Regions from separate parts of the Homo sapiens genome. Here region 2 is linked to region 1. A link is a contact called in ENCODE Hi-C or POLR2A ChIA-PET data. All regions are on one chromosome and are shown on one strand. The core of a region is the stretch at or near the end of the contact, and the rest is flanking DNA. Distances in the headings are between cores, read along the strand shown. Region 1 has its middle 24 kb from the start of LINC01871. Region 2 has its middle 110 kb from the start of LINC01814.

Region 1 (3,757 bases), core at 713-3,212:
CATAATATATAACATTAATATATGAAATACTAAGAAAATATTCATAATAATATATTGATATATAATATAATCACATATGTTGAATTATATTAATCTAACATATAATATAGTATGTTATATTTATTATATATTATATATAATTTGTCTATACAGAGAGATATTTGTATCTTTTTAAAAATGCTATGTTGTAAATATTTTGCAATTTAATGAATAATTGCTGTAAACTTGACTTTAGGTGAAGGTATAATAGTTAATGTTCTCCAAGTTCCCAAATTTTCATTATTTCCATTGTTTACTCATTTAGTTGGTAATTGTTTCTATTTGTTGCTCATTTTAATGTATTTTACATTTTTAAAATCATAAATGATGTGGTATTAATACTTTTTATGCACAAATTATTATCAACATCTTTGACTATTTTGTTAGGATTCCCTAGAATTTTCCAGAATTACTGGGCTAAAGTTTTGTACTTGATAAAAATTGACATATTATTTTAGGAAAAGATTGCAAGTGTGTACAAATTCGAGCTTTTACAGGTAAATGAGAGAATTCTTTTCACATGTCATGCTCTCCAGCATTAAGGGGTTTCCAAAGTTACTTCTAATTTGTAATGCAAAAACAGCTTTTATTACCTTAATTACAAGATTTTATCATTATAGAGCTGCCCTGTCCAAAGCTGTAGCCACCAGCCACATAATTTAATTTGAAATTCACTAACTTACATAGAATTAAAAAATTTAGCTCTTCAGCTGCACCAGCCACATTTCGAGCACCCAGTAGCCCCATGTGGGCCACAGTGTTGAGCATCTCAGAACAGGACACTTCCATTGGTACAAACATTTCAGCTGCTATAGAGGCTAGATTTTATTTTTATAAATTAATAGCTAGTTGTAATTATGTTCTTTCATTTGCAATTGATCGACACAGACACATAACTCAAACCTGCTTAGAAAATAAAATTAAGGATAATTCATTAGCTCATTTCATAGGCAGTCAGGGTGGATATGGATTTCCAGGCATGTCTTAGCATGCTATTTTAAACAATGCTTCCATCTCTCTACAAAATCAGTAACATATTTTTTTTTTCCATTTTCTTCTATCGGTCTCCATTTGGTTGCAAAGATGACAGCTTGTGGTTTATTTCATTCTCGTAAATGTTCTGTCATTAGCAATTTGGTCTGACTTATTTTAATCACATAAATTCATTATGGAAGAATTTTTTAAAGGCTTATTATAAAAATTGTTTATAGTATTCAATGTTTCCATTCAAAATATAATAAACCCTGTATATTATTTGTATTTTACAGATCATAGAAATATTTTTGTTTTCATATACTTTCTACATAAATCTTGCAAAATTTATAGCTAGGTACTTTATGTTTCTACTACTATTTTGGATAGGGTCTTTTTTTCATTTTATTTTCTAAAAGCTTACTGCTCATTTCTAAAAAAAATATTGAATAATCTGTATCTATATTTTATCTGTTTACTTTGCTTATCTAAGTTATTGAGTCTAACATTTTTTTCAGTTGATTCTCTTAGGCTATCTAAGGTATAATCTAAGTATATTCTTTGAATTATAAATGGACTTTTTAAAAATTATTATTTCAAGTAGTTCCCGTTATGTTGGTTCTTGTCTCTTTTCATTCACTAGAACATTCAGAACTATTTTTAAAAATTTGATTTTAAACATTAAGAGTGCTTGCAGTTGTATACTTCGAAAAATTCACCTTGAAAAGACGAAATACAAATTTGAAGTGAGTTCTTTAAATCTTTATTTGGTCCTATATAGAACAATGAAAGGTCTTTGTTGCCATTTTTTTAAGAAAAATCGTATTGCTAGAGATTCACTTTTCTTTCTTCTTGTTGGATGACTAAACAGGAAGAGCGTAGAGCTGCCAAGCCAGGCTTTGCTCAGCTGCATCCTGCCCAGCCTCAGGCGCTCAGTGACCTCAGTAGGATCGGCTGCTCCTGTCTTCGAGCCATCTCTTGGCGAAGGACTTTCCAGGTTCCTCGGCAGGCAGTTGACGATGTAGCACCAGGGGACTCCTGTCCCTTGGTCACGTCCCTTTTTTCAACGTGACCTCAGTCTGGTCCTCTCCAGGCTGTCTTTACTGAGGACAGGCCATGCAGATCCCTGGTCAATCTTGCTCTGCACCCAGGTTGTCAGCATCCTCAGGGTCCACATCTTTCTCCCCTGTACAGAGGGGCTGGAACCCTGCTGTGGCTGGATATGGGAACAGCCACCCGCTGTGGTGGGAACAGATGTCATAGGGCTGGCCTTCAGGAGCTGTGGTCGAGCTCTCATTTCTCACCACACTTTCACACTATTAGTTGTTTAGAGGTACTTTACGGCTGCAGAGCGTCTGTGACGGCTAAAATTGTCTGTTTTACTGGTTACAAAGGGCCTGTTCCAGAGTCTGAATTTAATGGAATCTCCACGCTCTCTCGGCAGCCCCACAGCCTCTCCAACGCAGCGTCACAACGTTTCTGGACGTGGATTGCTTTGTAAATGTCTTTAATTTCACTTTTCACTTTCAAAATACCAAAACTTGAAATGTATATGATAGGTTGCTTGTTCAACATGTAATACAGAATTATGATCGGTACACATATCAAAGAAAAGACCTTGGACCTATAGTGAATTAATGATGAACAAACGTATTTTTGCATGTTTTAAAGTAACACAAAAATTTTAGCTTAATAACCTATTTTTAATTCCCAGTGTTAAATTCTGCTAAAAAAGTTTAGCCTAAAGCTGTCTCCTTACATATTTTAAATTCAGCCTGAAGGTTTCTTCACGTACAGTGAACTGAAACCTAACTAGATGTTAAACAAACTGGAACCAACCCTTGTGCCCATTACTGAGTTTTGGCCAAAGGCAGCCAACTGTCCAAACCAAGTTCAAATAAGACACTACCCAGCTGTAACAAGTCTGGCTGTTTCTGACCTCACTTCCGTCTTTTCTACCTGGGATTTCCTTTTTCAGTCTTTTTTGTTTTAAGACAGAGTCTCACTCTCTCTCTCTTTTTTTTTTTTTTTTTTTTTTTTTGAGATGGAGTCTCGCTCTGTCGCCCAGGCTGGAATGCAGTAGCATGATCTCGGCTCACTGCAATCTCTGCCTCCCGGGTTCAAGCGATTCTCTTGCTTTAGACTCAAGAGTAGCTGGGACTATAGGCACCCACCACCATGCCCCACTAATTTTTGTATTTTTAGTAGAGATGGGGTTTAACCATGTTGGCCAGGCTGGTCTCAAACTCCCGATCTCAAGTGATCTGTCCCCCTCGGCCTCCCAAAGTGCTGAGATCACAAGTGTGAGCCACTGCACCCGGCCCTTTTTCAGCCCTTAAATCTTCCCCAATCACCCAACAGCACCAGAGTCTCTCTGGTTCAGGGAACTGCCCAATTTGCAAATCATTGTTTGCTCAATTGACCTCTGTGAAATTTAATTCGTCTAAGGTTTTTCTTTTCACAACTGTTATTTGTGTGCATTCTCAAATCTTGATAGAAATCTTTTTGAAGTTTTATAGAATTAATTGGGTAGCAGTCCATGTGTCTGTGCTCTGGATTTTATTAAATATTTTACAATTAATCCTTTGTTAAATTTTGAAACAAAAAATCCATAGTGTTATACTTGTTAGCATTCTACTCATTCTTTCTACTGTTTTGGCAACTTAAAAATATCTAGAACAGGCATGGTGGCTCATGCTTGTAATCCTAGCATTTTGGGAGGCCGAAACAGGAAGATTAAAGATTG
Region 2 (3,757 bases), core at 845-3,344, 730 kb before region 1:
CCACTGCATGTTAGGCTCTTTCCACAGAAACCAAAAACACAGACAAGTGTGATAGGCTGAATCCTTTCTTGAAGAAAAAAATTGCACGTACATATTGAATAGCAAACCAATCAAAATGAAAAGGAAAACCAGAAGATGGATGCCACTGATACACGCTTGCTTAGTTGCACTTTTTAAGATTCATTTATAGATGTCAAATAGGATATGAACACATGGAGGTGTGCAGTAAATACTCCTTAATTGATGAAAAGGCAGACATATATGTGAAGATTTTTAGGGAAATACTTTTTTGGGGAAATAGCAGCCAGTTTAAGTTGGTAACATAAATGGTGCCAGATGAAATCATATTGACTGAGACCAAAGTCCAGCCAATATGAAATCGCTCTCAAATGTAATGACTTTAGCATAAAAATTCTGAGTGGTTTCCCACATCTCGTTAACCTTTGTACTGCTCTGCAGCCGTAGGGGCCAGGCATTCTCATAGGGCACTAAGGAAGTGAGAGGTGTGCCTTAAGGTGTGGCTGTAACTCACATTTCTTTTTTTTTTTTTTTTTTTTTTTTGAGACGGAGTCTCGCTCTGTTGCCCAGGCCGGACTGCGGACTGCAGTGGCGCAATCTCGGCTCACTGCAAGCTCCGCTTCCCGGGTTCACGCCATTCTCCTGCCTCAGCCTCCCGAGTAGCTGGGACTACAGGCGCCCGCCACCGCGCCCGGCTAATTTTTTGTATTTTTAGTAGAGACGGGGTTTCACCTTGTTAGCCAGGATGGTCTCGATCTCCTGACCTCATGATCCACCCGCCTCGGCCTCCCAAAGTGCTGGGATTACAGGCTGTAACTCACATTTCTGGACTTCCATTATCATCCTGTCTAATCCTATCATCACCCTGCTGCATCTGGCAAAATCCCCCTGTTCTTGAGCCTCCAAGTGGGTGAATTGGCTCCCATATCACCTCATTCCTGCTGTTGGCACAGGGCTAGTCCACGGTGTCGCAACTGTTTGTTTAGTGTCTGTCTTTCCCATACAAGCTCCTCCAGGGCACAGATCCAGAATTATACACCCCAACATCCCAGTAACTCCCACAGTGTCTGGTAGGTAATAGTTTAATAAAAGCTGGTTGAATGAAAGAGCAGGTACATTCTTTGGTGTTCAGAGTTATTAATTCCGTTTGTTGTTGGTGTTTTCTTGTGGTAGATTTCGAGTCTTGCTTCTCATAGTTATTTTTTTTTCCTAAGATATGTAATGAAGGCAGACTTCTCACCTTGCAAAAGGTTAGTCCCATTTCTAAAGCAATTTTATGGGCTCCTTTGAGAGTCTGGAAATGTCTCCTATATCTCTCGGGAGAATCCTAGGTGAGGGGTTGGCAAATGTAGCTGCAAACCAAAAGAGCTTGCCCTTGGAGTTAAGTGGAAAGGGCGTTGTGTCCCTTCTCTTTTAATTTCAGTCCCTGTCATTGTCATTTGTCTGGCAGGGAGCTCTGCAGGCTGGGAAAGCCTGATTTTCTCCTCTCTGAGCTCCTTGTAGCCGGATCCAGTTTGTGATTTTCCCTCATTGATTTTTCCTGCTTAAATGTAGTTGAAACAACCTTTTTGAATATGGAAAAAGGTTTTAGCACGGTCCAAACAGCTAGCAGGTGACAGCCGTTATACTGACGTGTGCTGCGCTGATTTTAGGGAAGTATTTATTTTTTTTTTAAGAGCCCTGACAATAAGTGGCTGCTTTTTCAGGTGGTGCTATTGCAGAAATGTTACAAACAATGGCTACTTGTGGAGCCTAACATCACTTCTTTGGCTTACATTTCTACAGAAATTGCTCACAGGCCTATAGCCTGGTTGATGCTCTTCCTTGTTTCAATTCATCTGATTATTCTAATGTACATCAGACCTACGGTCCCCTGTCTGATGAAGCCCCAACCGTTAAGGGGAAGTATTTGTCATCTCAGCACCTGGTTTCAGGAACAAAGTACTCACCTCCTGGCCACGTAAGCTATTTCAAAATAACCTTTGTTCAGGGATCCCGGAGGGCTCAGTGCAGTCCCGACTGTCCTGCAAACTGGTTGAGTGACGGGGTTGGGGAATTCAGGTGAGCAGGACTTCCACGGTTGCCATGGAGACCATCAATCATTTGAGGAAGCCTGCTGGGGGGAGTTGGGTGAGAAACCACGAGAAAAAATCATCCACCTTTTAACGATTTGTTAGCACCTAATGCAGCCATTAGGCCTGCACTTTTGGAAGTGTTTATTTGGAGCACTTGATTCTGGAAGTAGAAGGAAAGCTAAACATTGTAACTTCCTTTGGCAAATGCATCTAATTTGTGCATCAGAGATCTCTCACAATTCTTTAAGGGCCCTCAGCGCCTGAGGCTAATTAGGGCAGGGGGTGGTGCTCTTTTCCATGGTGGGCCCATTGGGCCATATACACACCTTGCAGGCTGCAGGGGTTCCTGGCTGCCATGGGGAATCCCATTCTTGGGGTTTCTGTTTAGAAGCCTAGCTATAGGTCGCTAACCTTTCAGGCTCTCACCAAAGTGTGCTCCCTTCTGTTGAAGACCTACTATGGGCCAAAGGCTTTTCCCACATCCCCTTCTTTGATTCTCTCTCTTTTTTTTTTTTTTTTTTTTTTTTGAGACAGAGTCTTGCTCTGTCACCCAGGCTGGAGTGCAGTGGCACAATCTTGGCTCACTGCACCCTCCGCCTCCCAGGTTCAAGCGATTCTCTTACCTCAGCCTCCCGAGTAGCTGGGATTACAGGCATGCACCACTACGGCCAGCTAATTTCTATATTTTCAGTAAAGACTGGGTTTCACCAAGTTGGCCAGGCTGGTCTAGAACTCCTGACCTCAAGTGATCTGCCCTATTTGGCCTCCCAAAGTGCTGGGATTACAGGTGTCAGCAACTGTGCCCAGCCCTCTCCTTTAATTCTTATGAAACCTTTGTAAGGTGGACGTTGTCAACCCTATTTTACAGATGAGGAAACAAAGGGCCAAGAATTGAAATGACCTCTTCAAGATCACAGAGCTAATCACTGTATAGCAGGGTGTCCACCCCAGCTGAGGGTGAAAATTACGTCTGTTCCATCACGGCACCCTCTCGAAGGAGGTGATGAAGAAACTCGTTCTGTGCTATTCCTAATAGCAGTCACTTCGGGCACTGCTTCATCAGCAGCTCCTACGGCCATCTTGGTGTCCATGTCCACTCCGTGTCTCAGCACTCTGTAGCTGTCATCAGTTTGATGCATCTCCCCTTCCCTAGGAGAACCGACAGGGCTGTCTCACCTGTAACACAGGTGAGGGGTTAGGGAGGAGGTAAGGGGTTAGGGAGCTTGCATGTTGGCCATCCCAGGCACTGCCAAGAGCCAGATCCATTCCTTTAATCCATTGACCCTGGAGTTTGGGAAGAGCTTTCATTCTGAAGCATAGGACTCTGAATTTGCAAAATGTCTTACAGCAGAGACCACCATAAAAATAATTGCACTTTGGTTGCTCTTCTGGATAATCTACAGATTTGTAAGTCTAGAAAATCAGACACTGCCATTGAACCAAATTTGAAATTCTGTAAGGCCTTGGGGTGTGTCCAGGTGCCCTGAGGAAGTGACCAAGGCCATCAGGGTGCTGTTACTGACTTAAGCTTGAGTTTCTTGACATCGGCATCTTTTTCCTGTGGGGAGGACTCCATAGCCAGGCTGGTGCCAGCCAGGACCTGGGTGCCCTTTTCCCTGGCTGCTTGTCTGCTTAGGCTCTTTCCAAGGCTTTAGTTCTGCCCA

The links. Hi-C counts contacts between places; a loop is a spot of excess contacts on that map. ChIA-PET counts read pairs that join two places held with the same protein, here RNA polymerase II (POLR2A). Pooled maps may share reads with other maps.
Region 2: a loop to region 1 is called in a pooled map, with 4 times the contacts of the local background. The contact joins two enhancer-like sites. A Hi-C loop is called at or near these places in 2 of 50 pooled maps. POLR2A ChIA-PET finds 5 or more read pairs at or near these places in 2 of 52 experiments (OCI-LY7 and activated T-cell).

Annotation. Positions count from the first base shown.
Region 1 is chr2:7,747,421-7,751,177 of GRCh38, reverse strand. No RefSeq gene overlaps it. Among named protein-coding and RNA genes, the nearest start is that of LINC01871, 24 kb to the right of the region's middle. Within about 2 kb of position 1,962, at least 4 of the 41 ENCODE cell types and tissues checked have a DNase peak (open chromatin) inside an H3K27ac peak, as active enhancers do.
Region 2 is chr2:8,473,753-8,477,509 of GRCh38, reverse strand. No RefSeq gene overlaps it. Among named protein-coding and RNA genes, the nearest start is that of LINC01814, 110 kb to the left of the region's middle. RefSeq lists an enhancer at 1,883-2,052. Within about 2 kb of position 2,094, at least 9 of the 41 ENCODE cell types and tissues checked have a DNase peak (open chromatin) inside an H3K27ac peak, as active enhancers do.